3 separate regions of the Homo sapiens genome follow, and all the other regions are linked to region 2. The links are chromatin contacts, found by Hi-C or POLR2A ChIA-PET in ENCODE. All regions are on one chromosome and are shown on one strand. Each heading gives the region's core, a stretch centred on a gene start or an enhancer-like site at or near the end of the contact. The rest is flanking DNA. Distances are from core to core; before and after follow the strand shown.

Region 1 (3,165 bases), core at 79-2,578, 3.2 Mb after region 2:
CCCCGGCTCCCTGCGCCGCGCGAGTCCGCCAGTAGCGCCGAGAAATCCGTTACCAGGCGGTTGTGTCCCCAAGGGCCATTCAGGGCGGAAGGGAACAGGGAAAACCGCTGTGTTGATTCCCGGGCCCTGTAGGCTGGGAGCGCGGAGGGTCAGGTTACAGACAGGTGAGGCTGGCTGTTGGGTGAGCCTTGGGCTCCAGGGCATCCCTGACCAGACGCGCCCCCGCAGCACCCGGCAGCTGGCACACGTCTGACGACCTCCTGGAGGAGGGCGACCGCAGCGACACAAGAGGCTGTGCCGGTTGTCCTGGGCGCACCCGAACAAGGCCTTGGGAAGGGCAGCGCGCCCCGCAACGTGAGCACAACTGCTTTACAAACTTGGCATATTTTACCAACTCCCCCTCCTTCTCTCCCTCTCCCCTCCAGGCATAAAGGTTGATAGGAACAAACAGATATAATAATAAATGCAAAGCTTTCCTACCTCCCCGGTAGGGGCGGCTAGAAGATGTAGCCAATGTTCACTATGCTAGCTTCCTGGAAAGGTATTTCCCAGTCTCAGAATTTGGGGATCGGGTGGTTAGGAGAGGCAACGGTGGGAGTGGGCGAGGATTGGGGGCTTGTTTTGAAGCTGCATTTGCATAATATGCTCCTGGCTTTTGTTTCTATTGTGTGTTTACTTGGGGTGAGGGGGCTCTCGGGGGGTGCAACGTCTTGTGAGGAGAAGCTGCTTTGGCGGGGCAAGGCTTGTTTTTCTTAGATTGTATGATACTAGTCAGAAAAATAACGTGGTCTAAAGATGCCGAATTTTTAAATTTATTTTTACTGCTTATGGGGGGGGGGTGTTGTAGCTGATGGAAAGCTTAAGCCCCTAAGCCCCCACCCCCCATTATTAATAATCAGAATCCTTGGAAGTCTCCCGCCGCCTCCCCCTTCTGACCGCCCAGATTTCATCAAGCCCCAGGAAGGCTCCACAAGGTCCAGGGGAACTGAGCCATTTTCTGGCTCGTCGAAGACAAATCCACCGGGCGGGGGAGGGGGGCAACTCGTGGGAGGCCCCAACTCACCGGAGGGGTGCCCTGGGAGGCGAACCTGGGGTTTACCTCGAAGAGCTCGCCTCGAGGTGCAGGTGATGGGGGAATGGGGCGGGGGTTGATTAAAAAATGTTCTTCCTTTCTTAAAAAGAGGAGGGGGAAGAACAGACTTTAAATTCTTTTGCAAACATTCATGCCTAAGGAAGGGCTGGAACAGGCAGCCCCGGCCGCCGGAACCGGTCGGACAGGTAGCGAGCTTGTTGACACCGTTATGTTGCAGGGCGCATGCTCAGTCCCAAGTTTCCTGGTGCCTTTTCTATTCCACCTTATGAAACTTTTTCCCCGGCGTGGTCTCACTCGCGATTTAAGGCATAGGTGTCGCCGAGCCGGGAGGCTGGGAGTCGCCAGGCGTGCGGGGGAGAGGCCTGGGCCGCGCCGCGGCGGGGGGTGGAGGAAGAGGGCAGGCGAGGCGGGAAGGTGGGCTCTGGCCGCCGGGAGCCGGGGACGGAGCCGCCGCCGTTGCCCCTAGCGGGGAGCAGCCGGGAGGAGGGGGCCGCAGTCGGGAGAGGGGACCCCACCATGCCCAAAGTCTTCCTGGTGAAGAGGAGGAGCCTGGGGGTCTCGGTCCGCAGCTGGGATGAGCTCCCGGATGAGAAAAGGGCAGACACCTACATCCCAGGTGAGCGCGCGCGGGGGCCGGGCCTGGGCGCTGGGCTCCCGGGGTGGGGGAAGGGGTGGCGGGTCTTCTCTGCTCATCGGCAGGGGCGGGCTCCCCACCTCATCCCCCTCTTCCGGGGGGCACGCGGGGGTCTTCTAGGCGGGTTAGGGCAGGCAATGAGGGACTGGGATGCCCCAGACTCTAGGCGCCCCCTTCCCCGTAGTGGGAGCCTCTAATTGCCCGGCGGCGGGACCGTTGGCTGCAGCGCGGGCCAAGGTGGCCCAGGAAAGGGATTGAAAGCCAGCAGAGGCTACCCCCAATCTCACGTCCTCATGGGGGTGCACAAAGGCTCGCCAACCCTTCTGGGGCTAGCTGGGGAGAGGTCAGATCCGCCTCCCCCGCCCTGAGAGGAAACTTGGCGCGCGGGGTCCTCCGCCGCTCGTGGCCGCCCGGTTCCTCGTGGGCGCCTTGGCTGGGACCGGAAAGAGGCTCCGAGCACCCCAAGCTAGCTCTGTGGGCCGATTCGGGGCTTACTGGCCTCCCCCGCGACGTTGCCCACTTGGCGAGGTGCCCAGGTCCGGGGCGGGGCGGCGGCAGCACCGCCCGCAGGTCAAACTGCCGCGGGCGTGCGGGTTGACGCCGAGTGTGTGTGTCGGGGCGCGGCCCCTCCCTCCACAGTGGGCCTAGGCCGCCTGCTCCACGACCCCCCCGAGGACTGCCGCAGCGACGGCGGCAGCAGCAGCGGCAGCGGCAGCAGCAGCGCGGGGGAGCCTGGAGGAGCAGAGAGCAGCTCGTCCCCGCACGCCCCCGAGAGCGAAACCCCCGAGCCCGGCGACGCCGAGGGCCCCGATGGACACCTGGCGACCAAGCAGCGCCCGGTCGCCAGATCGAAAATCAAGGTACTGTGTCGACTCTGCCCCCGCCGCCACCTGCACCACGCCCTGGCGTCGGGCTCCCGAGGCCGGCGCCCCTCCCTGCCGCGCCCGCCTGCGCAACCCGGCACCCGCGCCCCGAGCGCGCCCGCCGCGCCGCTCCTGCACCTGCCCCTGGGCGGCGGCCAGGGCGCCTCGGCGCGTCCTCCCGCCCGCAGGGTAGCTGCTGCGCAGGGGCGGCCGGTTCCCGGAGTGGGCTCCGTCCTCCCGGTGGCCCCGCCTGATGCCGAGTGCTGCCTCTGGAACTGCCGAAAAGGCACAGGCATCACTGCCTTCCGCCAGCAGCCCGTTCTGTGCGCTAGGCCTGTAGAATAACCAAGGCCGTCGGAGTTCCTGAGGTTGGAAAGGAAGCCTCAGCGCTCTCAGAAATTCCACCCTCTGGGACGCAGTTCCTGGCGCCGCGATTCTGAGAGTTCACCCCCCATGCTTATGTTCTGGACCTGGGCGGCAGCTTGACACATAGTGGGCCTCTCCCAACATGAACCGGTTCCCAGTGTCTGTCAGACAGGAGGCTTGTGCACGGCACTTTAGATCTGTCATCTTTC
Region 2 (3,090 bases), core at 1-2,500:
GTTAAAGGTGGAGAAATGGGATGAGAAGGGGTAGAGCAAGAACTGTTGCTTTTTGTTTAACCCACGTGCAAGTAAAGTTCAATAAAGTTCGATTAAAATTTTACAAAGGAAACAAGTATTCAATTTAGCAGTTGCTTTTTGAAAAAAACAAGAAATAGTGGGAATGTCACTAAGACAAGGCTTTTGGTTCCTCCTTGGATAGAAGCCAAGAAAGTTAAAAAAAAAAAAAAAAGCAGAAATAAGTTCACAGTGACAGGCAAGCACTGCCTTCAAAAACTAAGGAGTGAGGTACGCGTGATGTGCCTCTGAACGTTTCCAATCCAGAAATTCTAATTAAGAGCACAAAATCGAATCCGCATGGAATGACGAAAACAATAAAAACAAAACTCAATAATGGCCAAAAATCTACTTACGTATTAACTAACAACAAAAATTGTACTGCTCAAGTACATCCAGTAATCTTGAAATTTTCAACAAGCACCCACCCCGTTCAGTAGTCAGGGCACACAGAGAAGGGTAACTTCTCAGAATTCTATAGCGCTCATCCTGGACCTGACATACTGCTTTCAGCGTCCAATCTAACCAGAACAACAAATGGTCCTGAACACTAGGAGAAAACCTTTCCGGCACAATTGGTAAACAACGAAAAGGTCGCCGCCAGGGATTCCTTTACAAGGTTGTCAAAAAGCTGGCCTCCGAATCCGTGCATCCATAACCCGCTAGCTCAGCTGACCTGGCATGCATTGCTCAACAACAGCCTCTGAACCTCTTCCGAGACCCAAAATGCGCGGTCTGGAGAGGAAACAAAGCAGTGGGCGGGGCCTTCCGGTGCCGGGAAAAAGCGAGTAGGGGAGGAGCGACCCTCCTGCGAGTTCGGAACCCTATAGGCCCTTGCCCCGCCGAGGGTCCTGAATTCCTCGCCCCCGGGGTGCTGAATCCCACAGCCCGCGTCCCATCGCGTGTGGGGCTGCGACTGCTCGCGAGGCTGGCAGCAGGGCGCGAGCTCCGGCAAGGCTCCCCGGGGGCAGGCGGCGGAGCCCATGGGCCGCGGCCTAGACGTGCCGGGGGCCCGGGCTCGAGTGTGGCGGCCGCCTGGCGCCTCCTCACCTTCTCTTCCACGCAGTTGACTATGATGGACGGGTACTTGCGGCTGAGCCAGCGGAAGAACGCCGGGACTCCCATAGCGGCACACGGCTGGAGGCGGCGGCCGACCGGCTGACGAGCGTAACCAAAGAGACGGGAGCAGCGGCAGAGGGCACCAGCACTTCCTCCCACGTGCGCGCTGGAGAACGGAAGTGACGTCACGGCGCCGCCGCCGGGGAAGCTGGGAAGGAGGCTTCGCTGGATGAGGGAGCGGCGGAAAAGGGCCTTGCCGGGCTGTTTGTGGGAGGCGGAGTCCGGCGGCGGACCGGGTGGCGAAGGCTGCAGCTCGCCCTCGGTGGTCCCAGCCCCGGAGCGCGAGGCCGAGCGCGTCTGAGTTGCGGGGGCTCACGGGCGACTGCTCTGCCGGGGCTCCGCCGGGATCTCCCAGCCCCAGCCCTCCGGCTCCCTGGGCACAGAATCGCTGCGCTCTGCATGCCCGGGAGGAGGTCTCCCTTGCCCGTTTGGTCACCTCTTGTTTGGAAGAAAATGTCTTTTTTTGCCTCTATGCTCACCCGTCTCAATCTAGGGTAGAATCGAAGCATCCAAACTTACTCGTTACTTCCATTTCCTGGTTTCTCCTAGTTTTGTGCTGCAGTACGTACCTGGACTATCAAAAGGAGCATTTTAAAGCATTTTACAGTAATAATGGCTGCTTTGCACCAATAATTTGATTGTTATGCAAATAAATAATTATGATAGTTACCGAATGGAATCTAGCCGGTATTTAGCATCCAATACAATCTTCCAGCTACAATTACGGGTATAAAATAGTTGCTAATATGATTTTCCAGCATTTACTGAGCCTTTACAGTGTACCAAGACATTGACTAAGGGATTGTCCTATGTAATCTTCACTTGAACCTTGTGAGGGTACTGTTAGCACCCTCGTGTAAATGATAAGAAAGCCAAGTTACAGAGGAGTTAAGTCACTTATGCACATAGCTTCTGTTTCAGTTCAAGCAAAGGTCATTTTTAATCCATCCTTGTTCTAACACGATACTTTTATCTTTTGTTTTCTGGTGGTCCCAAACGAATTTTTTCCATATGAAAGGAGAGGTCTGGAAGAGGAGGTATATTTGTCCGTTTGCTCAAGCCTGGAAGTCTCCCTGAATCCCCTCTTGGTTTGACACACATCACACACGATGCTAAATGCTCACCTCATGAGGCCTCTGTGAAAGTATTTCGCCGAGTTACCTCACAGGCAGTATTTATTGCCCCCTCCTCTGTGGTCTGATGACTACTTTGTTTAAACTACTAGTGTGGAAATTAGAGAAATAGTCATCCCGTGTTTTACTTAAGGATAGCCAAAACTATTCCAAAGTATTATGTCTATGGTGAAATTCCTCCTTTTACCTGGAAGCAGCCCCTCTGGTTTCCCTGGGAGGTGCTGTTATAGGAACATGTACACCATAGGCAGTTCAGGGATAGACAGCTGGCCAAGTTGAGCCATTTAGAATCCTTAACCAGCATTTTGGCGGGTTGGGAGGGTTTATTGTTTTGTTTTTGTTTTTTCAGACGGAGTCTCAGTCATCCAGGCTGGAGTGCAGTGGCAAGATCCAGGCTCACTGCAACCTCCACCTCCCGGGTTCAAGCGATTCTCCTGCCTCAGCCTCCCGAGTAGCTGGGATTAGAGGCGCCTGCCATGACACCCCGCTGATTTTTGTGTTTTTAGTTGAGACAGGGTTTCACCATGTTGGCCAGGCTGGTCTCGAACTCCTAACCTCAGGTGATCTGCCCACCTCGGCCTTCCAGAGTGCTGGGATTACAGGTGTGAGCCACTGCACCCAGCCTTACCAGCATTTTTGAGCTTTGAACCATAAGAAATTTAAGACTGCATCTTTCCAGTGCGTGAACGCTAAAAGATAAGAATTGGGACTTGTTGCCAGTAGGCAATGAGAGAAGCAGGGTTAATTCCCTGGTTCCAGTTAAATCCCTCTCTTCCTGCAG
Region 3 (3,227 bases), core at 728-3,227, 4.7 Mb after region 2:
CCGTATCGTCTGTGATGATCAAGCCTTACTGCTTCCTATTGAAAAGCTCCAGGCATGCTGTTTGTTGTCTAAAGCGTCTGCCGGGCTGCGATGGTCCGTTTTGTGTCAGACAGCAAAGTCGTGGATGGAAAGGGGGCTTATAAACACGTGTAGGTTGTTGGAATTACATTAACGAATGAATGAGCAAAACCTTCTAAACCACCGACCAATGAAACCCCGATACAGAAAATCGCTGTCATGAGTAAGTTAGCACTCCTGAAGAGTTTGAATACTGAACTGGCCAGAGTCTGCGCGCCGACGCCCCCCAGGTGGCCGGAGTGACCCGGAGCAGGCGTGGCTGTCTCTCAGACCCGCGCGTTGGGCCCGAACAGTTTGTCCCCACGCAGCTCCCATATAAGGCGGGCCCCTCCCCTGCCCCAGCCAGCTAGGTCGCCGCGCTGGCTCCCTGGCGGCTTCTCAAACCAACCCGCCGCTACTGCGCATGCTTGGCAAGCTCGCCCGCTCCTTAATATCCTGCTCCGGCTGTTCCTGCCACCCGTTGGTCAAATTCGCACCCAGCTCTGCTCCAGACAGAGGGAAAACCCAGTGATTTCCGGGCTCTAGAAACAAAGGGAGGCTATGATTCCCTGCTGGCCCTAGGGGTCCAGGGAAGGTTATGGAAAGATAATTCTTTGTGTAAGCGGGTTGCGTACTTGCAGACATCATCCCACTTGATGCATTCACCACTCTATGCCGTTGTTCCTGATTTGCAGATGAGACAAGAAGCCTCAGAGGCGCCCAGTAATTCAGAATTACAGGCTGACAAGGCTAGTGTTGGAGCTAGGACTTAAAAACAGGAGTTCCGCCTCCATTCCTTGCGTCTCCCATTATAGCTTGGCTTCCTGGAATGGCTGCTCCTGTGGCTCGCAGGTGGGCTTCTGGGTGTGCGCAAACGATTTCATGCATGCTCGATTCACTGAATGAATGAATGCATTTACCTTCTACACAGGAAGGGAGGTGGAGCTCACTTCTACCAGAGGCCCTAAGCCTTAAGATACCAGTTGTCGGCCTGGCGCGGTGGCTCACGCCTGTAATCCCAGCATTCTGGGAGGCCAAGGCGGGCGGATCATTTGAGGTCAGGAGTTCGAGACCAACCTGGCCAACATGGTGAAACCCCGTCTCTACTAAAAATACAAAAATCAGCCGGGCGTGGTGGCACGCCCAGCTATTCGGGAGGCTGAGGCAGGAGAATCTCTTGAACCCGGGAGGCGGACGTTGCAGTGAGCCGAGATCGCAGCATTACACTCCAGCCTGGGTGACCGAGCGAGACCCTGTCTCAAAAAAAAAAAAAAAAAAAAAAAAATACCAGTTGTGTTCGCCTTTAACTCCCTTATGATTAAAACTAAAAATTACTAAAGTGTACAAAAGTGCAAAACAAGTCTAAATAAGGTTTGATTCTAGCCAATATAATGACATTCCCGCACACATTTAAAACATCCAACACCCTATTAATTTTCGTTTATCGGTATCCCGAGTTAAGGGGTCCAAAACATACGGTCGGACCTCCTTAGGGTAGCAGAGAAGGCCCTAGCGGAGTTTGCCACCAACAAGCTGTGATCATCTCTGCGCCTCAGTTTGTTCGTGTGTAAAATGGATACGTTAACTCATGTTTGGCTGGGTGAAGCCAGGTTCTTGTTAAGGGCTGAAAAACTGGCTTTGGTCACCTGACCCCAGGACTGTGATCCTTGCCGCTGGCTTTAAATTGCTGCGATCCTCTTCTCTCCAGTTGTTCAGGCCATGAGGGTGGGTTCTAGTTTTCCTGAAACCATCCGCTCCGGGTCGCCCCCATAACCTCTGCGCCAAGGTCCACAACGTGGCCTTTCCAGACTTGCAGATCCCGGAGGCTGCTTCCAGGCCCCGCGGCCCCGCCCCTCTGCACCGCCCGGCCGCCGCCAAACCGTGGCGCATGGATCACGCGGGCCGGAGCCGTTCTGGGCATGCTCAGTGGCCTGGCAGGTGGGGCTGCCGCGGAACTCCAGGTCCGGCCGGGAGCAGAGGGGCGGGGGCGAGAGGGAAGTGGGCGGGAGCCGCGATCTGAGTAGCCAGCGTCGCCGGCGACCGCGGAGTTCTGGGCTAGTGGGACCCCGCGCGGGCTGGTTCGGGATGAGCGATGGCATCGGTCAAGGTGGCCGTGAGGGTCCGGCCCATGAATCGCAGGTGAGTGGGGCCGCCCGCGCCCCGCCCCCTCGTCGCGCCCCCACCCAGAGGAAGCCTGTTTCCAGCTCCCCCAAAGCCAGCCTGGACTTAAAAGTGTCACCGGCTGGTCCCTGGCCCACCGGGCCCAGGCTGTGGCCTCTGGGGGCCTGGAGGACTTCGTGCACTGCTGTCCCGTTCACATTGCCCTGGAGAGGACCCTGGTGGTAAAGGAGAAGATTCTATTAACTCTCTCCATCGTATTAACTTGAGATGTTCTTGTTCCCCCTTTAAAAAAGCATCAAGGGAACGTTACCATGAAGATGTAAAATAGTTGGGGGGAAGGTGAGAGTGCTGAGGGGGGGCACCACGAACTGTCAGGTGAACCCCTCATTTCTACCAACTCAGAAGTTCTCTTAACAATTAACCATGCTACTTTTTAATCTTTCAGTTAGAGATGATTTTGATTCCCTGAATGTCTAATCGATAACTTAGCAGTTCCTAACTTCATGTTAGAGAGTGGATGGGAAAACTTTGACAAAGTCCTGACTCCTAGAAAAAAGTCAGGGACGCTTTACACGTGTTTGAAATACTCTGATATTAAGAGAGAGGAAGAGTGTTACACACAAAATTTAATCTTGTTATATATTTCTACGAAGTAATGCTTTTTCAGAATCCTTCTCTTCATTCACTGAAAAATAGCCTGTGCTCCCTTTTCAATGACCTCTTTTTAATCCGTTTAGAAAGTTTCTTTGGAAAAGTTACTTTTTAAATTGGTTTGACTTCAAAGAATGAGGTAGAAATGGGATGTGTCCTCCAAGGTGACAGGCAAGGTTCACACAGAGCCATTTGATTTTATTGACTTCTCTACCAAGTTGGTGGATATTTGACTTACCATAGGGCCTTTTTGCTTTTGTCATATCAACTTGTGGAGGTTAATGTTTGGTAGTTCTGATGCCTGATTGGGGCAGCCGAAGGCCATAAAATCAAAAGATTTCCAGAACCTTATTTGACTCATCTAAATCTGTTTCTTCTCTTGGCAAGTAGGGAATCAT

What was found. A loop is a pair of places that touch in the nucleus more often than their neighbours do. ChIA-PET counts read pairs that join two places held with the same protein, here RNA polymerase II (POLR2A). Pooled maps may share reads with other maps.
Region 1: POLR2A ChIA-PET joins it to region 2 with 12 read pairs in BJ. The contact joins the promoter of OVOL2 here to the promoter of XRN2 in region 2. POLR2A ChIA-PET finds 5 or more read pairs at or near these places in 2 of 52 experiments (BJ and OCI-LY7).
Region 3: a map of naive thymus-derived CD4-positive, alpha-beta T cell shows a loop between it and region 2 (12-fold over the local background). The contact joins the promoter of KIF16B here to the promoter of XRN2 in region 2. A Hi-C loop is called at or near these places in 3 of 168 maps with a recorded cell type or tissue (CD4-positive, alpha-beta T cell, CD8-positive, alpha-beta T cell and naive thymus-derived CD4-positive, alpha-beta T cell) and 8 of 50 pooled maps.

What each region holds. Positions count from the first base shown.
Region 1 is chr20:18,056,079-18,059,243 of GRCh38, reverse strand. It overlaps OVOL2 (ovo like zinc finger 2), which reads left to right and starts at 1,328. Exons shown (of 4, transcript NM_021220.4): 1 at 1,328-1,709; 2 at 2,367-2,587. The coding sequence starts at 1,610. RefSeq lists a silencer at 2,645-2,734 and an enhancer at 2,136-2,923.
Region 2 is chr20:21,301,491-21,304,580 of GRCh38, reverse strand. It overlaps XRN2 (5'-3' exoribonuclease 2), which reads right to left and starts at 1,250. Exons shown (of 30, transcript NM_012255.5): 1 at 1,108-1,250. The coding sequence starts at 1,182. RefSeq lists an enhancer at 653-702 and a silencer at 1,423-1,552.
Region 3 is chr20:16,572,198-16,575,424 of GRCh38, reverse strand. KIF16B (kinesin family member 16B) reads left to right here and starts at 1,977. Exons shown (of 26, transcript NM_024704.5): 1 at 1,977-2,196. The coding sequence starts at 2,150. It overlaps LOC124904875 (a long non-coding RNA gene), which reads right to left and starts at 122. Exons shown (of 2, transcript XR_007067539.1): 1 at 1-122. RefSeq lists silencers at 1,941-2,070, 1,857-2,086 and an enhancer at 1,699-2,220.